3 separate regions of the Homo sapiens genome follow, and regions 2 and 3 are each linked to region 1. The links are chromatin loops, found by intact Hi-C in ENCODE. Cell type or tissue: endothelial cell of umbilical vein. All regions are shown on one strand.

Region 1 (8,000 bases):
GTGTCATTCTAGGGCTTAGTTGTCTCCCAAACTGGGGAGCTGTTGACAGATGGGGAGACTGAGGACCAGGGAGTTTGAATGACTTGACTGGGATCACATCTCCCCAACTGGGGAGCTGTTGACCCATACACTTTTAGGGAGGAGACACAAATTTCAAAGAAGGCTGGAACTCCAGCTCTGCATGTTTATTATAAGCCTCAGGACACAAATGACTCCCGACCATTTCGCTCCTAACACCTCAGGGACTTTGCATGATGACTAAACAGTAGGTTCCTCCCCAGACATTTAATGATCAGCCTTTTCTGGGACTCCTGGTCCAGTTCTTTCTCAGCAGTGCCCATCCAGACTCTCCTGTAGTGCAAAAAGCTAGAGGCAGGGTCCTCACCAAGCCCTGTCTCTTTGTCCAAGCCTCCCACCCCCAGCGCTTGCAGTGCCCCCTCATAGATGAAGCCAGGTATTTGCAAACAGCTTCAGCACACATGCACGCAATCAATATCACAAAAGATAAATCTGCTGCAATTGACTCCAGGCTGTACTGTCACTAAGTGACGATGAAAAATGATCAGCACTTGAATACATTGCATTTTTATCTTTAAATCTTTCTACAGAAGTGGTGTCAATATCAGAGTACTAAATAATCTCTAGATAGCAGGAAGATGCAAGAACATTTTTTTTTCTTCATGGAAGATGGATGTAGCTTTTTCGAAGGCCTTAAATACTGAAACAAGGAATTAGCTCTCTAAATGCCCTACAATGACTGGCTGCCTTGTCAGTCCTCTGAGGGCGATTTGAGTACCTAACTCCACTCTTCCATCAGTGTTCTTTAAATAACAGTGCTTGGCTCTGAGGACTAGGGACCTTTTCCAAGCCCTAATGAATCCATAAATCAAGGTTTACTGCATCTTCTTCCTCAGGCCAAGCTTAGTGAGTTGATGGGGGAAATCGAGGCAAGGGGAAGAGTCTTGTCTAACCAAAGTCACATAGGAACTCAATTTTCTACCAGAGTGGACACCTATCATCCTTCAGAAGGGGACAGGGCCAATTTCTCTTGGGGCTATAAGGTAAAAGTTACATAAGCAACCAGGTAACCGGTTACCATCATCAAATACTTGCTGGGCTCTATTAACCGTAAGACACTGATAGACATTAGAAATGTAGAGAAATCAGCCTTACTCTTTTGAGCTTTTAAGGCATGGGGGGAAGGATATTTGCTTAGCCACAATAACCACTATACATTGATCAGTAACAGCACCAGACACTGTGCCAAGAACCCTACATGCACCCTCTCGGCAGAGTGAGCCTCACAGTAGTCCTGCAAGGTGGATATCATTAACCCCGTTTTACCAAGGAGACAATATTGCCAGTGGCAGAGCCAGGGAAGGCAGAAGACCTGGGCTTGAGTCCCAGTTCTGTGTGTCCTGGGGCAAGCCAGAGCCATCTTTAGCCCCTCATAAGCAAAATGAGGGGAGTCAGACTCCATGATCTCCAAGGACCCCCAGCCTTTATCATCATTGGTTCTGTGAATATTCAAATAATGGGCGGACTGTGGCCCACACCCCCAGTGTTCACTGAATGTTGGCTGTGAGCCGGGGCAGGTGAGGACACGGAGGGCAGGTGCAGACAGAACACATCCCCACCCACAAGTCCACTGGTTTGCAGAGCTCTATTGAGCAATACATTTTTTTGCTTGACAAGTGAAGAGAGAGATTATAGGTACTGTATTTGTCCATTCTCATGCTGCTCAGAAAGACACACCTAAGACTGGGTAATTTATAAAGGAAAGAGGTTTAATTGACCCACAGTTCAGCATGGCTAGAGAGGTCTCAGGAAACTTACAATCATGGCGGAAGTGGAAGCAAACACGTCCTTCTTTACATGGCAGCAGGAAGGGGAACTGTAGAGCGAAGTGAGAGAAAGTCCCTTATAAAACCATTAGACCCCATGAGAACTCACTCACTATCAGGAGAACAGCATGGGAGCAACCACCCCCATGATTCAATTACCCCTCACTGGGTCCCTCCCACGACACGTGGGGATTACGGGGTCTACAGTTCAAAATGAGATTTGGGTGGAGACACAGCCAAACCATATCAGGTACCTATTTTTCCCATAAAGTTATTTCAAAAATAATGAGTTCTAGTGTGCCTGGCCCTGGGGGAGGGTGGAGAGGTTGATATGGAACACACTAAGAAGAAAACAAAGTTTCTGACTTGAAAAAATTTGCAATTCTGCTGGAGAAAAGTGATCAGTGCCCAATATAATATCCTATACAACTGAGTATGGGAACAGGGGCTGAGGAGGCCATGGGATAGGAGACAGACGCCTGGAGATGGAGCCCAGGGTCCTCTGGTCTATGGTCGGTCATTAGGGAGCTAGGGTAAGGCACTCCAACTTTGGAGCAGAAGTCCCTTTTACAATGCAGACCTAGTCAGAATCAGCATAGGACACATAAACACAGAAATTTGCTCTCTCTGAGAAGTAGCCTGTGGATGCCTTGCTGACTTGGGAAACACTCAAATCTAATCAAGGTGACCAGGGTATATCTGGTCACTGACTAAGAAAGTGGTAACCTAATTGATTTTGCTCTAACCTGTCTGGAGAGGAATTATTAACAGAAAAGTACTGGTCAGCATCAAGCATAAAAGATAGATAGACAGCAGGAACTGGTCAGTCTTTACTGAGTACTGGACTAGGGAGAGAAACGCTGTCTGAAGCAGCATTTTCCTACATCCCTTCTACAGCACAACATTCCCCTGAGATGCTCAGGGAAAAGGTTCCAGGAACAAATGCAGATGGGAAAGGTTGCACACCATGTCCTTTCTGTGAGAGCCAGTGTGAGGACTAGGACATTAAATCTACTGCAGTCCAGAGAAGTTCTGCAGAAAGGAGACACGCTGAACCTTGTTTAACCTGGCACTTCCCAAACTTATTTGGGAGTGGGGTAGGGTGAGGAATGTCTGTGAATATAAAACACAGTTTAGAAAATAATACTCTAAAGATTGAGACCAAAGGCAAGAACTGGCCTCACAGAAAAAGATGAGAAACAGCAGGAAACAATTTTGAGGAGATGAAATGCCTTAAATGCTAAACTAAGATATACAACTGATGTGGAAGATCCCCTCAGCATATTGCATTAGATGAAAAAAGCTAGGTGCGGAAGAGTGTGTAAAGCATGCATTCATTACCTTTAGCAAAAGGGGTACAAAAATATATTAAGACATATTATTTTTGAAAATATTTGCTTATATAGCTGCAAGACATCCCTGGACACATAAATATGAAATTAATAACATTTGCAGATGACTCCAGGGAAAAATAGAGGGGACAGATAGACTTATCACTGAATGCTTTCAAATTCTGAATCATGTAAAAATATTACCTATTAAAAAGTAAAAGAAAAATACCCTGCAGTATATTGATATCATTAAATGTGGATGAACTTAAAAAGCCGAGTGCGGTGGCTCGCGCCTGTAATCCCAGCACCTTGGGAGGCCGAGGTGGGTGGATCACGAGGTCAAGAGATCTAGACCATCCTGGCCAACATGGTGAAACCCCGTCTCTACTACAAATAAAAAAATTAGCTGGGCGTGGTGGCATGCGCCTGTGGTCCCAGCTGCTCAGGAGGCTGAGGCAGGAGAATGACTGGAACCCGGGAGGCAGAGGTTGCAGTGAGCCGAGGTCCTGCCACCGCACTCCAGCCTGGTGGCAGAGCGAGACTCCGTCTCAAAAAAAAAAAAGCAACTAAGAGTCATCATTCCTCTTTATATACTTCAGTGGCTTTCCACCTCTCTTGGGATAAAGTCCAGGCCTCCAGAGTCCCTGCCTAGTCTGTCTCACCCCTCTTCACGTTTCCATTTTCCACTGTAGCCATGGTGGCATTTTGGCAGCTCTTCAGACAAGTCTTCGTCTTTCCCTTTTCAGAGTTTGTACAGAAGCCTGGCATATTCTCTTCCCCGATGTTCATCTAGAAAACCCGCACTCATCCTTTAGGTCTCACAGTAGACATTCTGGCCTGCCTCATCAGCTGCTTCCCAGGTGCTGACCGCACTGCCCAGCCTCCTCCACCCGCCTGCGCTCTGCTGGGCGCTGTCCATGGTGCTGAGGGCACTGTGGCGGGCTGGGTTAAGTCGGCCCTCGTGGAGCTCGGATGCTGGGGTGATGGAAACTGAATATATGCGGGAAAGTAAATGCACATACAGTATTTCTTAATATTCCCCTTTTCTCTCATAGTCTCATTTGGATCATAAGTTACATCGTTACTTGAGTTATGAAAAAAATAAAGCACACCGAAATAAAAGGGTGTTGTCACTGCCCTGAGTGCCAAGCTTTTTTATGATCCTTGGGTTGAACGTGTGTAAAAAACAAACAAGCAGAAACAGAAAGACAAAGTAAACAAAAAAGAGTTGCCTTAAAACCCGCTAGAAAGCAAGAGAGCAGGGTCTTATCCCTCATGAAGGTCCCTTCTGCTTTGGGTAGCTTTTCATAGGAGACTTCTTTTGTCTGTAATCTTTCAACAGTCCTGGAAATACTGAACTGTAGTGAAGTTAAACCTTGATCCCGGCAAAGTGAAAGTGAGGTTTCCATTATATAATAAGTGAGTGGCTGGGCGCGGTGGCTCATGCCTGTAATCCCAGCACATTGGGAGGCCAAGGCGGGCAGATCACGAGGTCAGAAGTTTGAGACCAGCCTGGCCAGCATAGTGAAACCCCATCTCTACTAAAAAATACAAAAATTAGCGGGGCATGATGGCACGCACCTGTAGTCCCAGCTACTCAGGAGGCTGAGGCAGGAGAATCGCGTGAACCCAGGAGGTGGAGGTTGCAGTGAGTGGAGATTACACCACTGCACTCCAGCCTGGGTGACAGAGTGAGACTCCGTCAAAATAAATTAATAAATAAATAACCAAAACCAAAACCAAAACAAAAAGTACATGAGTGTCTTTCTAATCAACCTATTGCGGAGTGTTGCACTAGGAACAAGGACACAAAGATAAAGCTAGGGGCTAAAAGAGTGTGCTCCCTGGCACCCTTTATCCTCCATTCAAAGTGTCCTAGAGTGGAAGCAGTTTATTTATGAAGATGCTGTAAGGTTTTTGTTTGTTTATTTGTTTTTTTGTTTTTTGAGATGGAGTCTCACTCTGTCACCCAGACTGGAGTACAGTGGCAGGATCTTGGCTCACTGCAACCTCCGCCTCCCAGGTTCAAGCGATTCTCCTGCCTCAGCCTCCTGAGTAACTGGGATTACAGGCGCATGCTACCACACCTGGCTAATTTTTGTATTTTTTAGTAGACATAGGGTTTCACTGCATTGGCCAGGCTGATCTCGAATTCCTGACCTGAAGTAATCCACATGCTTCAGTCTCCCAAAGTGCTGGGATTATAGGCATGAGCCACTGCACCTGGCTGATGCTGTAAACTTTAAAAATTGACATTGTATGCCAGGTGCAGTGGCTCGTACCTGTAATCCCAGCACTTTGGGAGGTCGAGGCTGGAGGGTCACTTGAGACCAGGAGTTCAAGACTCACCTGGACAATACAGTGAGACCCCGTCTCTAAATATATATATACATACATAAAATTAAATTGTAGACCTGGACAAATGTCTTTCCACCGCCAGTCATTAATCCATTTGTCCTTGTTGATTGCTACTGACTGAATCCTGATCTGGTTACCTTGTTTAAAGTTTGGGGGCGTTACTTCCCCAGGATAGAAAACATGCATTTTGGAGAGTAAAAGTGGAAGATTCAGCCTTGATCAATGAAAATATTTTATTTGTGTAGCTGAAAGTCTTAATCAGAATTAGGATCCAATCCTCCAAGCATGTCATTATCAACCACGGTCTTTCAGGAGTGAGTGCCTCTTTGTAAATACATGCAGTTCCTGACGTGATGCCAGAGGAACATTTTGGGACAGTCTTTTCTCTTCCTCTCTGTACCCAGAATCTGAAATTGCCCAGCTCTATTTGAGACAGGAACTCAGATGCAGATTTCTAGGCTGTATTCTGTTATAGACGGCTGTCATTCTAACCCCCAACCACTACCTGCAGGAAACAAAATTAGGATGTTTGTATCAACCTGAGTGTTCCTAACCAATATCTTTAAAGATTTCATTTGTATTACCATTGGGATCATGTGTGGGGTTTCATTTTCTGGTTTTGGTTTAATTTTTTTTTGCTGCTCATGATTATTTATTAAACACAATATACAGTGCATGAGTTTTTGAAACTTTTGGGGGGAAGAAAACCCCTTTTTTAAAAAAGACAACTACTCAGGTCTCAAGATACATGAGGTGAAAGTAGAACTGTTTTAATTATAGGCTTGAGGCTCCACTCTCTGCTCATCCCTTCCTCATCCCTCCCTTCATCATAACATTTTGGAATCCAAATTTTACAGTCATGGAGGATTCCAGAAACCAGTCTAATAACTCCACTGTATAGATGGAGAAACTAGGCCTAGTGGGATTCAATGTCTTGCAGGCGGAACCTTTATGATACTTCTAAGGAACCTTGGTGCCTTGGAGAAGTCCGTTTGAAAACTACTGCTATGGAAGAATAGGTCTGCCTTGATGTGGGGAGATCTTACCTCTGCCCTTAACTCTTGGGCCTGGAACAAGTCATTGAGCCCCACTGGGCCCAGTTTCTCCATCTATACGGTGGAGTTATTAGACTGGTTTCTGGAATCTCCAATGACTGTAAAATCTGGATTCGAAAATTTTATGATTTTCATATTCTGAAAGTCTGTGGTTTAAGATTGTATTCGTTTGTTTCTATGCTGCCAATAACGACATACTCAAGTCTGGGTAATTTATAAAGAAAAAGAGGTTGAATGGGCCACAGGTACACGACACCACACCCGGCTAATCTTGTTTGCTTGTTTGTTTTGGTAGAGACGGTGGTGCGGGAGGGGTCTCACTTTGTTGCTCAGGCTGGTCTTGAACTACTGAGCTCAAGCGATCCACCTACCTCAGCCTCCCAAAGTGCCAGGATTACAAGTGTGAGCCACCGCGCCTGGCCTCAAAATACATTTGGATGGTGGAACAATCCGGACTTGATGACTGATTAGATGACATGCCACACATGATAAGACACCGCCAATGTAGAAAACAAAGAGCAAATTTTGATTCCAGCCTTAAAGGTCGTGAGGGTGATGTTCAGAATGCAGATGTTGGGCTGAAATTGGACTGCTTCTCACGTGGGCAACCTCAGGAAGCTTGCGTTGGGTAAAGAGCGGCAGGGATGTACTTATTTAACAATTGTCCAGGGCCCTTCTGAACCATGCAAGATAGACTGGCTGGTGTGGATGTAAATAGAAATTAATAGAATACATATAAAGAGTATACTTAACCAAAAGTGGAATTGTAAGCAATCTTCATTTTCTTTTTCATGAGCTTCTATATTTTATTTTTCTTTTCTTTTTATTCTTTCCTTCTTTGTCTCTATTTCTCTTTCCTTTCCTTTTTTTTTTTTTTTTTTTTTTTTCCAGACAACATCTTGCTGTGTTGCCCAGGCTGAAGTGCAGTGGCACAATCTCGGCTCACTGCAACCTCCGCCTCCCAGGTTCAAGTGATTCTCTGGCCTCAGCCTCCTGACTAGCTAGGATTACAGGCACCTACCATCATGCCCAGGTAATTTTTGTATTTTTAGTAGAGACAGGGTTTCACCATGTTGGGCAGGCTGGTCTTGAACTACTGACCTCATGATCTGCCTGCCTCAGCCTCCCAAAGTGCTCGATTACAGGCGTGAGCCACTGCGCCCATCTGGCCTTCCTTCCTTCCTTCCTTTCTCTCTCCTTCCTTCCTTCTTCCTTCCTTCTTCCTTCCTTCTTCCTTCCTTCCTTCTTTCCTTCCTCTCTCCTTCCTTCCTTCCTCCCTTCCTTCTTTCTTTCTTTCTTTCTTTCTTTCTTTCTTTCTTTCTTTCTTTCTTTCTTTCTTTCTTTCTTTCTTCCTTTCTTCTTTCTTTCCTTTTCTTCCTTTTTTGAGACAGGGCCTCACTCTGTTGCCAGGT
Region 2 (8,000 bases), 320 kb after region 1:
CGTACAGCCTCAACATAAGTAAACAGCAGAGCGGGACTGGTTTCAGAATGTGTGTTGCCATTATGGGTCACTGCTATGAATCAGATGGACTGCTGGTTAAGAACTAGACCCTGAGGTCAGGCAGACCTTTGCTTGAACCCTAGCCCTCATGCATGTATGGCTTTAGGCAAGTTACCTCGTCCCTCTGAGCCTCCTATTATAATGGTGGTAATCATAGGATCTGCTTTCACAGAGTTACCATGGGTTTTCAGTGAGATAAAGCACAGGAAGTGCAGCACAGCCCCAACACAGCCTTAGTGCTCATTCACAGTGGCTGATGCCACTGCTGCTGATGTTGATATTCATGCAGAATTCAGGCTTGGCTCTGCTGGAAGGAGGTAAAAGAAGCAAGAACTGGGTCCCCTGAGAGCTCACAACTGAGTGGGGAGAAAGAGAGCACTTATGGAGAATATCTTGAAAAGCAGCGCTTGCTAAACTTGGCTCCAAGTTCAGTAGGTGGTCAGAGGAGCAAGAAGGCAGAGTGGGCTGAAGTGGTCAAGGGAGGCTTCCTGGAAGAGGAGAATCTGGAGACAGGCTCTAAAGGATGGGTCAGATGAGATGATGGAAAGTAGGAAGGGCAAAAGGCCTGGAGCTGGAAGGAGCAGTGGGCAGTGACCTGCAGAGAGGTTCCAGACAAGAGGAATGAGGGTGGGTGCACATCACAAATTTGGAGACACAAGATTGATTTGACTTTTGCCATAATGATGGCATTGGGGCCAGGTGCAGTGGCTCATACCTGTAATCTCAGCATCTTGAGAGGCCAAGGCAGGAGGACTGCTTGAGCCCAGGGGTTCATGACTAGCCAGGAAAACATAAGGAGACCCCATCTCTACAAAAAAAAAATTAGCTGGGCATGATGGTACATGCCTGTGCCCCAGCTACACAGGAGGCTGAGGCAGAGGGATCACATGAGCCTAGGAAGTTGAGGCTACAGTGAGCGGTGATCGTGCCACTGCACTCCAGCCTGAGTGAGAGCAAGAGTCTGTCAAAAAAAAAAAAATAGAATGAGTTAACAAATTGTGGTAGTTATGTATAGTTCATGTGATGGAATACTACACAGCAATGAAAAAAGGATGGCATTCGGAGCATGTTGGTGGGAGAGATGCCGATGTTTCCCTCATGAGGGAATTAGTGTTTGGTGACTGCAATAATGTGAAAACAAAAGTGCTTCCTCCAGTCTGGCAGTGATTGTCTGACGAATAACCTTTTGTGCAGGCCTCACCTCTCACTCTCTGCCTCCCTTTCCACTGCTTCTTTCCTTTCTGGACTCAGAATTCCTGAAGGAGTGGGACAGGCTTCCGCTGAGCACAGGCACTGAAAGGACAGCTGCCCTCACCAGTGGTTGTGCTTCAGCACCACGGACAGCTCCCCAGACACTCGCCACACCCTTAGGCTCAAAGTGCCAGTGACTTCCAGGGCCCCATAAAAGCACCTGCTAACCCACCCCCAGGAGCTGGCTGCTGCTCTCCCACCATGCCCACTCTCCAACCTCCTATGACTTTTTTTGTATCTTTTACTTCTCAAAGCTGAATTCTGTGTTCTAAGACATCAGCTGATACACTTGTCTCATTCATTTCAGTTTGTTGAGGATCCCGTCTGTGCCAGGCACCATGTTTATCCACTCATGGAAGTGGGCTATAGAGGACCTCTCTGGTTGCCACTAAAATCCATTGTGTCCAAGGTCTCCTGGACCCCCTGGGTGCCTTTGCCAGAGAAGTGACTCCGAAGAAGTGAAGGTAGGCACCTGGGGAGCCAGTCAGTGGGCAGCTGCACTATCCCAGTGCCCCCAACTCACTCGTTATTGCTAAAATAGCTGCTGTTGAGGGCACAGGGATGTTGCAGCAGCCACGGAAGCAGGCTGTGATGTAATGATTGCACTGAAACTACACACCCCCCTGCAAGGCGGTGCTGTGGCTATCAACACTTGACAAGTCAGCCCAGAGGGATGAGGCCACATTCCTCAAGCCACACAGCTGAGAAGACACAGAGCAGGACTGCCTGTGTTTCTGACTCCAGACCCCTCACTCCTTTTTCCCCTCCCTCTCTCTAGGCTCAACCACAGAGGGTCCTATTAAATTGAATTGCCATTTTCATGGGTCAGCAAATGGCTGAATATCAGAAGTGTCATGCGCCTCCACCTAGTATTTTCTCCACTGAGAGCATCTCTTCCCTTGCCAGGAATGTGCTACTTCCCACGGCTTCCAGGCCACTGGGTCTGGGCAGGGGTGACCTTCTCCACCCTGGGCAGGCTGGGAAGAGCTTCTCCTCTAGGGGAACTGCCTGCCCAGAGGTGGCCCCACTGAAGCAGCCCAGACTGTGACCCTTGCAGCAGCTAATGAACACAGGTCACAAAGAGAAAAGCAGCTTTGTGAAATAATCCTTGCTCTGGGAGGCTGCCTGGCGAGAGCTGGCGGCTTCATCAGAATGTTTATGGAGGGGAATTAATCAGGAAACTCGGTGGAGTCGCCTGTGGTGGGGAAGACTGAGGAAGGCGGCGGAGCTTGGGAGGGAGGGTGTTCCATCTGAGTAATCAATGCTGGAAATTATTCTGTGAATATCAATGGTCTAAACATGGCGTCAAGGCTGGAGGGCACCAGAAAACAAGAAAGGGCAGACTGATTGAGTCCTGCATGGCCCAATAACTGCCCAGCCTCTGCAGCTGCAAAGAAGGAAGGCTGTTGCCCTTCATTCACTCACCCACTCATTGATTCTTCCTTTCAATCAGGAGCCAGGCAGGCCCTCCAATAGGCAGGAACTTTGCTGGTTGCTGGGACCAGTGCAGTAGTCACAAGACAGACATGACCCTGCCTTCCTGGACTAGATTGCAAAGACATTTAGAATCAAACTCAGGGATTTTGAGCCTTTTTATAACTTTCCAAGTTCCTCTACCCTCTCTGACCTCTGTGCATAATCATTATTGTTTATTGAGCCTTACTGAGAGCCAGGCATGGTGCCATTCTCTCAGTAAATCCTGACAATCCATGTTTGGAGTAGACATCATTATTCTGAAGTTACAAATGTGGAATAAGGCTCAGAGAGGTCAAGGAACTTGCCCAAGGTCCCTGAGTTAGCCAGTGGCCATATGGATCTCAAACCCAGGTCAGTCTGAGTGCAGAGCCTACTCTCTTAGCCACTCTGACATACTGTTTCTCAAACGGAGTGCAACTTGTATATGCTTTGACCCGACTCTCCAATTGCCCTGGCTTCCCCATCCTCCCCACTTCCAGCTCACAGCCCTAATGCCTGTTCCTCTTGATTCTCCTTAATCCCTCATGCCTCTTATTCGCTTTGCGGCTGGAGGATAATTAGGCAAAATGAAACTATTTAAGGAAAACTGGAGTTCTTTGCAGACACTGAGAGGAAACCTCTGAAGGCTAAGCTTGTGGGAGTGACTCCAGCTGACGGCACCTCGTCCTTGGCATCTCAGGGCTCCTACCCATGCCTTCCCTATACTGTCCTGAGAATTGGCCCTAAGTTTCAGATCCATGCTACGGGCAGGGAACACAGTGCAAGGGGACAGGAAGAGTGCTGAGGATGTGATGTGGTCACACCGTGTCCTTCAGAGAGGCCCTTGGTCTCCTCTGAGTCTTTTTCTTTTTTTGAGAGAGAGTCTCACCCTTTCGCCCAGGCTGTAGTACAGTGGTGCGATCTTGGCTCACTGCAACCTCCACCTCCTGGATTCAAGCAATTCTCCTGCCTGAGCCTCCCGAGTAGCTGGGACTACAAATGCATGCCACCACGCCTGGTTAATTTTTGTATTTTTAGTAGAGGCGGGGTTTCATCATGTTGACCAGGCTGATCTCAAACTCCTGACCTCAGGTAATCTGCTCATCTCAGCTTCCCAAAGTGCTGAGATTACAGGTGTGAACCACCCACCGTGCCTGGCCTCCTCTGAGTCTTGTTCTCCCCAGTTGTTAACACAGGCACTAAGCTGGCTGACCTGTAAGCCCCTTCCAGTTCTGGCTGTCGGTGGGGGGCCTCCTGGCTGCTCTTCACTGTGGGACCAAAAGCTACAGCCTCGGTGGGGTGGCCCTGGGTGTGTCCTTTCCCCCTTGCTCCCACCAGTCTTCCCAAGGGCCCAACAGTCCCATCAGTCACTCGGCAGTAGTTGCAAGGCACCTGCCCTGGCTGGACATCATGGATGCAGCAGGGCCATGACCCAATCCAGTTGGGTCAGGCCTGTTGGAGGTGGGGTCTGGTGGGAGGCGACTGGATCATGAGAGCAGTTTCTAATGGTTTAGCACTATCCGCTGGGTGCTGTTCTCATGATATGGAGTTCTCAAGACACTGGGGTTTTTTTATGAAAAAAAAAAAAAAGATTTAATTGGCTTACAGTTCTGCGGGCTATACAGGAAGCATAGCAGCATGTGCTTCTAGGGAGGCCTCAGGAAGCTTCCAATCATAGAGAGGAAGGTGAAGGGGGAGCAGGCGTCTCACATGGCAGAGTGGGAGCGAGAGAGAAAGGGAGGGTGCCACGTTTTTAAACAAGAGATCTGGTTGTTTAAAAGTGTGTTGGGCCAGCCACGGTGGCTCACACCTGTAATCCCAGCACTTTGGGAAGCTGAGGCAGGCAGATCACTTGAGGTCAGGAGTTCGAGACCAGCCTGGCCAACATAGTAAAACAAAAATTAGCCGGGCATGGTGGCATGTGCCTGTAATCCCAGCTACTGGGGAAGCTGAGGCAGGAAAATCACTTGAACCCAGGAGGCGGAGGTTGCAGTGAGCCAAGATCGCACCACTGCACTCCAGCCTGGGCAACAGAGTGAGACTCCATCTAAAAAAAAAAAAAAAGCGTGTTGCACCTCCCCTTCTCTCTCTTCCTCCTGCTCAGGCCATCTAAAATCTGCCTACTTCCCCTTCACCTTCTGCCTTGATTGTAAGTTTCCTGAGGTCTCCCCAGCCACGCTTCCTGTACAGCCTGTGGAACTGTGAGCCAATTAAACCTCTTTTCTTTATAAATTACAGTCTCAAGTATTTCTTAATAGCAGTGCAAGAATAGCCTAGGACAGTGACTTTATTTGGAATAAGGGTCTTTGCAGATGTCATTAAGGTAAGGCTCTGAAGATGAGATCATCCTGGATTGGAGTGGACCCTAAACCCGACGATAGTGTCCTTTTAAGAGACTAAAAAGAAAACAGATGCATGGAGAAAAGAATTGTGTGAAGACAGGTAGAGATTGGAGCCATGCAGCCAAAAGCCAAGCAAGACTAGGGATTGCCTGAAGCCAGGAGAGGCACGAAATAGATTCTCTCTGAGCCTCCAGAGGGACCCAACCCTCCCAACACCTTGATTTTGAACTCTGGGCCTCCAGAACTGTGAGAGGATAAATTTCCATTGTTTTAAGCAACCGCTTTGTGGTCATTTGTTACAGCAGCCACGGGAAACTAACACAATGTCCAAGGCCCTGTCCTGGTCTGAGGCATCAGGGACAGCACCCTAGAGGAAGCGACATTTGATCAGAAGCCTGAAAGCTAAAGGAGGTATATGAGTTAGCAGCAGAGAGCATTCCAGGCTGAGGAAATAGCAGGTGCAAGGGCCCCAAGGCAGGAAATAGGTTCTGAAGGAAGGAAAGACCCAGAGGACTGGCACATTGGGGAGGGAGGAGGTAATGCCAGATGCTTCTTGAGAGGTGGGCAGAGGAAGACCCCCTTCCCCAGAGGAGTCTGTACTTTCTGCTGAAAGAATAGGATGCTGCTTCCAGCCTGGAATCAGAGAGGTCAGCCCCGTGGGACCTGAGTCTGGCTGGTCTCTGCCCTTCCCATGCCTGCGGCTCTGGATTAATACTAGCTGATGGACGGATGGGCTTCGTTGTGCTGTGTTCGAGGAGTGCAGTTCACCCTGAGTGTATCTGTGGTGTGCTCACTGCCTCCCAGGACCGTGTGTCACCCCTCCCTGTCTCTGCGTCCATCCTGAGTCCTTTGTCCCATGTCAGACAACCCCTTGCAGTGTACCTGTCTCCTCAACCCCCAATTCCTGTACCCCAAGCTTGTCGTGTTAACAGGAGACTTCCCTTCCCTTTGTCACCCTTCCCTTTGTCATCCTCAGACTGAATTAAAATAGCATTGCCACAGAGCCGTATCCGAGGAATTCCGAGTCCCCGGTGACTTCATTAGCTCCAGCGCCTTGAGTCATTCGAACCACGGTGCTTTCTTGTCCCGTCCCCTCCTCCCTGCAGAGGGGGTCTTATTAGCTGGGAAATATGAACCACTTAGTAGTTGCATTAACTCGGTGCTTCCAACACGTTTCATCTCTGCCTTTCTTCCCGCCCTGCCCTCTCCCGTGTCTCTGCCTCTCTACTCATTAGCCGGAGGTGCCTCCACTCTGGCTTTCTCCCTGGCACTCCATCGCTCTACCCCTTCCCTTCCTCGTCTCTCACATCTGTTTCAGAATCAAAGGATGTGAACACCTTCAACCAGAACCTCCTCCTTTAGGGAATGCTTAATGCCCACGGGCTCGGCCTCCCCCACATGGCATCAGGACCCTGCCCACCTCACCTACACCAGGTGCCCAGAGGTGTCCAGGAGCTTCTGAAGTGGGCATCATGCATGCCCCTACAGCGGTTTCAGCCGCAGCCCCCACATGGCCCCTCACCCTGCTCCCCTTTGCTGTCCTGGCCTCTACCCACAGTCCGGACCTGGGGTACTTCCCTCCGACCCTGGAAGAATGTCAGTGTCCCCACCAATGGGGCCGCTGCCAGGAGCTGCCAGACCCCCGTCCCCCACATTCCCTGGGGATGCCTCCATGGTCATCTGGGCCCAACAGGAGCGTGGCTGGAGTGTGGCCTGCTCCAGAGGCCACCAGCTGACCCTCAGCCACCCCACCTCTCCCTGCCCTCCCTCTGGGGGTCAGCAGCCATCCATGGCCACCTCACACACTCTCATGTGTTCTGGTGTCTCCTGCTCCTACCTCGTAAAAACCTCTCTTTATGCTGGGCATGATGGCTCACACCTGTAATCCCAGCATTCTGGGAGGCCGAGGCAGGCAGATCACTTGAGGCTGGGAGTTCAAGACCAACCTGGGCAACATGTGAGACCTCAAATAAAAAATATTTTAAAATAGGCTGACCGTGATGGCTCACACCTGTAATCCCAGCACTTTGTGAGTCCAAAGTGGGCAGGTCACCAGATGTCAGGAATTCGTGATCACCCTGGCCAACATGTACTAAAATACAAAATTTAGCTGTACATGTTGGTGCATGCCTGTAATCCCAGCTACTTGAGAGGCTGAAGCAGGAAAATTGCTTGAACACGGTTGGCGGAGGTTGCAGTGAACCAAGATCACACCACTGCACTCCAGCCTTGGTGACAGAGTAAGACTCCATCTCAAAAAAAATTTTTTTTAGTAAAAAAATAAAAGAAATTACCCAGGTGTGGTGGTGCATGCCTGTAATCCCAGCTACTTGGGAGGCTGAGGCAGGAGGATCACTTGAGCCTGGGAGGCAGAAGCTGCAGTGAGCCATGATCACACCACTGCACTCCAGCCTGCGTGACGGAACAAGACCCTTTCTCAAAAAACAAAAACAAAAATAAAAAAACCCTCTCTCTCCTCCCAGTTCTCCTGAGAAGGCTGCAGTGGGCATGGCTAGGGTGTCACAGACCCTGCCGTGTGGGGAAGGGGCTACTGTCACAGCAACCAGCATAGCCTGGAAGGACATCAGTGCTCATGCAGAGAGAGAGGGAAAACAGACCAAGACCCAGGTGGGGTCCCGGAGGCTGAAGGGGGTGTCAGGCCGCTGTTGGTCTCAGGGGAGCCTTCCCTGTCACTCCCACTTCTGGGCTCGTGCCTCCAACTGGGTTGAATGTAACCAACTTTCACTGGGCATTCCTTGTGCCAGGCCCTGTGCTAGGCTCTGGGCATTTGGGGGCGAAACGTCGAGAGAGAGATCATAAGTAAACAGTACAAGGGAGGGAGGGGCCGGAGCCTAGTCCTGCAGCCCGACAGCCTCTGTTCTCCAAACACCA
Region 3 (8,000 bases), 340 kb after region 1:
AGTGAGCCGAGATCGTGCCATTGCACTCCAGCCTGGGCGACAGAGTGAGACTCCATCTCAGAAAAAAAAAAAAAGAACACTAACCAGGTATGGGTCCTCACAACACATCTGGTTTATTCTCAGCCCTCTGCACACTCTGTCTCATCAGACTTTCACAAGAGTGCAACGGGGTGAGGATTGCTCTTCCCCTTTTATCAGTGAGGAAATAGAGACTCAGAGGGGTCAAGCAGTTTCTCAGGGTCACACATCTGCAAAAGCAGCAGAGCCAGACTGAGGGCACCTGTGAAGCCACGGGGTCCCATACCAGGAACCTACAGTGTATCGCCTCACTATAAAATGGAAACAAAGGCCAGGCACAATGGCTCATGCCTGTAATACCAATGCTGTGAGAGGCCAAGATGAGAGGATCACTTGAACCTAGGAGTTCGGGACTAGGCTGGACAATGTAGCAAGACCTCATCTCTACAGAAAATTTAAAAATTAGCCAGGCATGGTGGTGCATGCCTGTGGTCCCAGCTCCTCAGGAGGTTGAGGTGGGAGGATTGCTTGAGCCCAGGAGAGTGTGGCTGCAGTAAGTCATGATTGTGCCACTGCACTCCTGCCTGGGCAACAGAGTGAGACCCTGTCTCAAAAAAAGAAAAAGAAAATAAAGAGCGAGAGGCAAATCCAAAGTTGCATAGTTGTTCTATTTGTTTCCCATTGCTGCCCTAACAAATTCCCACAAACTCAGTAGCTTAAAACAACACGAATGTGTTACAGTTCTGGAGGTCAAAAGTCCTAAAATCGAGGTGTCGGCAAGACTGCATTCCTTCTGGAGCCTCTAGGGAGGAATCTGTTCCTTGCCTTCTACCGCTTCTACAGGCCGCCTGCATTCCTTGGCTCCTGGCCCCTTCTTCCATCTCTGAAGCCAGCAGCATAGCCTCTTCCTGTCTCTCTCTTTCTGACCTCTGCTTCCATTGTCACACCTCCTTCTCTGGCTCTGACCTTTGTGATTCCATCGGGCTCACTCAGATAATCCAGGATCATCTCCCCACCTCAAAACCCTTGATTTAATCACATCTGCAAAGTCTCTTTTGCCACGTCAGGGAACACATTCGAAGATTCCAGGGATTAGGACAGGAACATCTTGGTGGGGAGCATAGTTTTGTCTCCCACAGCTGTCTTCCCTGCAAAGACTACACTTGTCACCAGTGAGTGGAGAGGGGTGGGAAAAAACCAATGACAGAAGGTTCCATAAGAAAGCTCAGACTTCACTGAGAGGCCATGAGAAGCCCATGAAGGAAGCAAATCCCCCTTTCGCTCCCTAGGAGCAGCTCAGGGAAAGCTGGGGCAGAGGCACTGACACCCAATCAGGCTGACCTCATGCCAGTGTCAGGGTGAGGCCCTTTTTTTTTTTTTTTTCTGAGAAGGAATCTTACTCTGTCACCCAGGCTGGAGTGCAGTGGTATAATCTGAGCTCACTGAAACCTCTGCCTCCCAGGTTCAAGCGATCCTCCTGCCTCAGCCTCCCAAGTAGCTGGGATTACAGGCATGCACTACCACGCCAGGCTAATTTTTGTATTTTTAGCAGAGATGGGATTTCTCTATGTTAGCTAGGCTGGTCTTGACCCCCTGACCTCAAATGAGCTACCTGCCTCAGCCTACCAAAGTGCTGGGATTACAGGCACGTACCACTTTGCCTGGCCCCTTTGTCATCTTTTATCCCCTACCAGCCTAATAAGGTCACTCCCTGGGAAGGAGTGCTGGGATCTAGAACCCAGCATTCCCTGTTTGAACAGGCATCCCTGCATGAGGTCTAGGGAGCTGACACACTGCATCTATGTCTAGCTTCATGGCCCTGGAGAGCTGCAAGAACTCCAGGGGCAGCGGGCACCCAGCTGCCCCTCAAGCTGCTGAGCCTATCAGAAGGACACTGCACTGTTTCCTCCATTCACTCCTTCACCCAAGATAAGTTGATCAGGCAACTACTCTGGGGCAGGCCCTGTGCCAGGCACTCAGATGCAGCTGGAAAAGAGGCAGATGGGGCCCATGCCCTTGTAGGACTGGTGGTTTGGCAAGAGTTAGGTGTTAAGCACATAATCATTTAATTGCAGATGTGAAAAGTGTTCAGACAACATGGCATCTTTGAGAAAAGAGAGGCCTCATATGGTGCATTTTCTTTCCTTTTCTTGAGACACGGTCTTGTTTTTTACCCAAGCTGGAGTGCAGTGGCACGAACACAGCTCACAGCAGCCTCAACCTCTGGGGTGCAAGGGATCCTCTGGCTTCAGCCTCCACAAGTAGCTGGCACCATCACACTCCACTAATTTTTGTATTTTTTGTAGAGACGAGGTTTCACCTTGTTGCCCAGGCTGGTCTCAAACTTCTGGGCTCAAGCAATTCTCCTGCCTTGGCCTCCCAAAATGCTGAGACTACAGGTGTGAGCCACTGTGCCCTGGCGTATGGTGCATTTTCTAGATAACTGAAGGTACCTCCTTGAAGGAATGAAATATAAGTGGCTGGAAGAGGAAGAAGAGGGAGAAAATCAAGTCTCTCTGAAATGCACCGCTTATGTTCTCAGTTATCAGTTTCATGGTGCAGCCTTTGACCTGATGCATTCCTGCTCTGGGCTGTGAGGTGCTTCTACTGTTTTGGGCTCTCTCTGTTTTTTTGTGTGTGTGTTGTTGTTGTTGTTGTTTTCTTTTTTCTTCTTCTTTCTTTTTTTTTTTTTTTTTTTTTTTTGAGACGTAGTCTCTCTCTGTCTCCCAGGCTAGAGTGCAGTGGCACAATCTCAGCTCACTGCAACTACCGCCTCCCAGGTTCAAGCAATTTCCCTGCCTCAGCCTCCCAAGCAGCTGGGATTACAGGTGCACATCACCATGCCTGGCTAATTTTTGTATTTTTAGTAGAGAAGGGGTTTCACCATGTTGGACAGGCTGGTCTCGAACCCCTGACTTCAGTTGACTCACCCGCCTCGGCCTCCCAAAGTACTGTGATTATAGGCATGAGCCACTGCGCCTGACCTCTCTGGTTTGGTGTCACATCCCTTTCCTCACAGTCTGACCATTGGTACCACTTCTCCCGGGGGAAGGGACTTGGCTCTCGGAGTGTCACCTCTGCTGTTCTGCTACTGCACATCCTATGACTGGTCACCAGAAGGCCAGGTGGGAAACGTGTGCAGTCCCTCCCCTCTGGGGTGGGGACTCCAGGCCCAAGCTTCACCATGAACCCAGGCCTGGAGTCTCTCAGAGCCTGGGAGCTGTCCAGGGTCCTGCACCGCTTGAGGCCTGAGGTTCACATCCCGGCCTGCCCAATGGTGGATTGTGAGGCCCTGGGCAAGTCCTACCCTATTTCCGAGCCCCAGGCTCCCCGTCTGAAAGATGGGCAGGACAGATCAGATGGTCTCCAGGGCTCCTGCTGGCTGCCTTCTTAGATCCTTTATATCCCAAAAGGATTGTCATGGGTCTTGGGCTCTTTTCTGGACTGGACAGACGACACTTGAAGGACAGGGGGTCAGCACCAAGTACAGATCTGGGCAGAGTGGATGTCCCACAAAAATATTGGCATAAAGAGCCAGCAAGCCTGCTGCAGGGAGTGAGGGCCTCGCTGACATTCTCAAATGATGCCCGTGGTAGGGCTGGCACAGACCCAGTGGCTGAGGCCCAAGGCTGCAGGCTCCCCACAGGGATGTGCCATCCTGCCACTCCATGGGGAACTGCAGGCATTCTGTCCTTGTTCAGGGAGGGGAGGGAGCTGGGGCTGGCCTGGGACACCAGGAATGGCTCCTTTGCTGAATTCTTATGAGGCCCCCACGGCTGGGTGTTCTCATCTCTCAGGAGGTGGGCTGGGTGGGGCAGCCTTCAGACTTGCACTTGGGAATCTACCATCCCTGGGTTCAAGTTCCACTCTCTCTCTTGCTAACCAGAGGTTAGGTCTTGGGAAAGTGGCATAGCCTCCTGTAGCCTCCACTTTCTCAACCGCACAAAGGACACCCACTTCATGGGCTCATTGTGGTGCTAACAGATAATAGGACCCAGTGAAGTGCATACCATGCAGTAAGCATCCAACATGTAAGTGGTGGGTGTTAAAATTATTCAACTGATCAGTTAGTCTACTGGTTTCAAGGCTGGTCTTGGGGAATCCCCTTCTGAGAAGCAGGGAAGGGGCAGTGGACCTAATGGTCTCTCAAGTCCCTTTCAAGCTCACACTCTGTGACCTACATGAGCTGTTGCCCTCCTGTCACTCCTCCTTCTAGCCCTAGGCTGTGGCCCTCCAGAAGGCCAGGGTCACTCTGCCTCTGGTTGCCCAGCAAACAGAAAGTCCTCTGTCAGAACGGACCAGCCAAGTGGGCAGAGTTCCTCACTGGGGCAGAGCTGCACTGGGGGCAGGTGTGCAATCTGGGGCAGGTGGGAAGGTGGCAAGGACAGGTGATGCCACCGTAACAGAAGGAGGAAGTGGCAGGGAGGCCCCCACAGCCCCAAAAGTATAGGTCATTCTTCCCCCCAGGTCAGAGGTCATCCCTCCCTCAAGGTCAGGGATAGGGCCCAACTTTCAGATGAGCCAGGAAAGCTCGCTGGATGGAAGAGCTCATGGAGAGTTTAAATTAAAGAGCCTGGTGTTGCTTCTGAAAAACAAACAAACAAACAAACAAACAAAAAACCCTCTCTCTGCATTGATTCCCTTTGAAAAGTATTTAGTTCAACACAGAGGAGAGGGTTGGAGGAAACAGAAGCCGGGAAGGGGGAATCACAGACGGGCTGTGATGTGACATGCATGGGCAAGAGGCCTGGCTCCCTAAGTCTGCAGTGCCAGTGACCTGGCCCTGCCTCAGGTGGGATTTGCCTCCTAAAAGGTAGCCACATTCAAACAGAGCTGAGACCTCCCAGCCCACCCCAGGGTCTGGCCGGCCAACCTGCCTTCTCCTGGCTGCCGTTCTGTCTGTCCTCTCTCCCCAGGAGAAGCCAGGGTGGTTGCAGTGACACAGCAAACTGCCTGGGCCCCAGGCAAGGAGCTTGGGGGCAGCCAGCTCTCTGCCACTGGGAGTCTCCTGAGACCTCACAAACTGCCCCAGCTTCCCTCAGTCTCCGCCGGTGTGCTGGCTCAGCAAGGCTGGTGAGCCCTGAGCTGTTGGACAGGGTGCAGCTGCCAGCTCCCAGCCACAGCCCGACTCCTTTTCCAGTGCCCCTTCCACAACTGCCACCCCAGCTGCCCTGGGGCCCCCAAACCCTGGGGGAGGCAGCTTAACCTGTCTGTGTCTCAAGCCATCTGTAAAATGAGGGCTTTCATGAAGCCGCAGGGGAGGGAGTGGGGCCCTGGGGTGCCGCAGAGGAGGCTGTGCAGGCAAAGAGCCAGAGCCCTTGAGCAGGGGGACTTTGAAAGTTACCAGAGTGACCTCCATTACCCAGGAACAAGAGGCAGCCAGGCCTCTGGACAGAGCAGAATCTGAGGCCTAAACATCAAACCCCTAGGCTCCTGGCTTCTTCTTTTGCTGAACCCCCCTTGGAGGCGTTGACTCATTCCCCTGTATTCTCCAAAGCAAGGGGAGAAGAAGGGCCACTCACCAACCCCAGCTGGACCCACAGACCCTTCCTGGCCCCACCTGCAAGTACCTGGGAGAGTGAATGGATTGGTCCTCCTTGGTCATGTGCTTACCTCGTCCAATCAGCTATGGGCACAGTCTGAACTCTTAGCTGAGAACCCCCACCCTCCGAGTGAGGGGAGGGGCATTCCCAACACCATTCGTCCTGAGTAGGAAGTCACTCCCACAGGTGTCCCAATAAGGGCCTGTAGCCCTGGTCTGGGAGTCAGAAAGAACTGAGTGGGAGAGGGTGAGTGGACTAGTCCAGTTCAGCACCTTGGACAGGTCACTCCAGTTTCTGATATAGCAAAGGAACTCATAGTCCCTGCCCGGCTGCCCGGCTGCCCAGCTGCCCTGCCTCACAGTGAGGCTGCCGAGGGGGCACCAAACAGCCAAGGGTGGGACTCAAATCCTCAGACACCTAGACTTCATCCAGGGCTCCCTCCACTACATCAACGCCCCAGGAGCAGGCTCTTCTCCCAGGCTATCCAAGGAGGGACCGACGCGGGCATTCATATATGAAGGCGTTCTAAAATGTAGGTTTTATTATTATTCAGGTATGGTGAGGCTAACAGATCAAGGGACTGCCATTAGAAAGAAGGTTTGTTGGCCGGGCGCAGTGGCTCAAGCCTGCAATCCCAGCACTTTGGGAGGCCAAGGCAGGCCGATCACGAGGTCAGGAGATCGAGACCATCCTGGCTAACAAGGTGAAACCCCATCTCTACTAAAAATACAAAAAAAAAAAAAAAAATAGCCGAGCGTGGTGGCGGGCACCTGTAGTCCCAGCTACTTGGGAGGCTGAGGCAGGAGAATGGCGTAAACCCGGGAGGCGGAGCTTGCAGTGAGCCGAGATCGCGCCACTGCACTCCAGCCTGGGCGACAGAGCAAGACTCCGTCTAAAAAAAAAAGAAGGTTTGTTATACCCACAGACCCCAAGAGGAGGGGACTCACCACATCACACAGGGCCAAACAGGAAACACAGGGCCACACAGGGAAACACCGAGGTCAGTCAAGAGGCAGAGGGAGCCAGGGGAAGGGGTGGCCAAGAGCCTTTATTGTGGTTCCCATGGGAATGAGCAGGATTGGGGTCAGCTCACTTGAATAATTTCAGGTTCTCTGGGGCATAGGGGCTGTTCCTAGTTGTCTGATACCTGGCCCTGGGGCGATTGGGGCAGGTAGGCAGGGGCCCAGAGTGTCAGAGTGAGGAAAAGGAGACTATTGGGGTGTGAACACCAGACTGCATGGTTTTCATATGAAAGGCGTGCTCCTAAGTGAGCCCTTTATTACCCCTGGGACTTGGCCCTGGGTGGGGGCAGTCCCTCCAGAGTCAGCAAGACCCCAAGATGTCAAAGCAATGGAAATGCAGAACATAAAAGGCAGGATTCATACAGAGGGTGGATGTCTCGGCCAAACTCCTGGGCAGCGACTGACCCCTCAGAGGCTCCCACTTGCCCAGCTCAGGAAGGGCGGTTCCCCAAGGAAGGGTGCTGGCATGGCGGTGAGTCAGCCCCAGTACCCACTCTGTCCCCCCGACCAGGCTGTCCTCCAACTCTCCACCTGCAGAGAGCCTCCAGCCATGCCTTGTCTTCCTCATCAGAGAGACCTGGTCCAGCCAGTGCTGGGCGGGGCTCTGAGCACAGCCCGCATGTCGGCGGCGGCTCCTGACATGGCTCCATCTAGCCTGACCGTGGACTGCTGGCGTGGGCCCAGGAGTCAGACTTGAGTTTGAGAACAGTCTCTGCTTCACAGTTGGGGGACCTCAGGGGAAATACGTAATCTCTTCAGACCCCAGAAAGAGCATTTTATTCAACCTCTTCATTTTTCTCCTCTTTTGAAGCCCAGAGAGATGGAGACGTGCCCAAGGCTGCAGAGTTAATTTGTACTCAGTGTACAGGGAATGGGTTTCTGATTCCAGGGCCCCATGTCAGCTCCACCAGCCTAACCATTTTACCATCCGCCTTTGCCACTCCCCTCCCTAGCGCCACTGGGCCCTGGCAACAGAGCAGGAGTGAGCAGAACCTTCCACAACCCCTCACTCTGGCTTCCCAGCCACTGCTGGCTTTGAAGCCGGTTTTTGTGACTTCGGAATATTGATTGTATTCCCTGCTGGCATGGCTGTTTGTTGGTCAGGCTTTTGTTTGGAAGAGTCCTCTTGCAGGCAGCCTGGGGTCACCTTCACATCCCGTCGGCCCTACCAGAGGATCTCCTGGCCACGGAGAAAGGCAGGGAAGAAAGGCAGGACCCTGGGGACACCCCATTCGATGGGGGTTATTCTTCCAGTGCAGCAGCAGCCCTGCTTCCAGGCAGAGGTGGAGAGGGCCTCCAAGTACCTTTGTGCAGCTGTGATTCTGCTGTCCAGAAAAGAAGAACTGGACCCCACAGAGGGCCAGAAGCCATTGCAGAGTTGAGCTGCAGCTTGGGCGGAGCTCAGGGATACCACAGG

What was found. Peaks named below come from ENCODE experiments on the same cell type or tissue, not always from the same donor. Only the 100,000 strongest peaks of a DNase experiment are listed, where the experiment ranks them.
Region 2: it touches region 1 in a loop (3-fold over the local background); 6 of 110 quality-filtered maps call a loop at or near these places.
Region 3: a loop joins it to region 1, with 2.8 times the contacts of the local background. A loop is called at or near these places in 6 of 110 quality-filtered maps.

What each region holds. Positions count from the first base shown.
Region 1 is chr9:132,110,381-132,118,380 of GRCh38, reverse strand. No RefSeq gene overlaps it. Among named protein-coding and RNA genes, the nearest start is that of MED27, 35 kb to the right of the region's middle. In endothelial cell of umbilical vein, no CTCF peak of the experiment used is centred here; a DNase peak (open chromatin) is centred at 4,090; H3K27me3 peaks cover 225 bases.
Region 2 is chr9:131,792,780-131,800,779 of GRCh38, reverse strand. No RefSeq gene overlaps it. Among named protein-coding and RNA genes, the nearest start is that of RAPGEF1, 57 kb to the right of the region's middle. RefSeq lists a silencer at 1,268-1,458 and an enhancer at 6,251-6,755. In endothelial cell of umbilical vein, no CTCF peak of the experiment used is centred here; no DNase peak of the experiment used is centred here.
Region 3 is chr9:131,771,918-131,779,917 of GRCh38, reverse strand. No RefSeq gene overlaps it. Among named protein-coding and RNA genes, the nearest start is that of RAPGEF1, 36 kb to the right of the region's middle. In endothelial cell of umbilical vein, no CTCF peak of the experiment used is centred here; no DNase peak of the experiment used is centred here.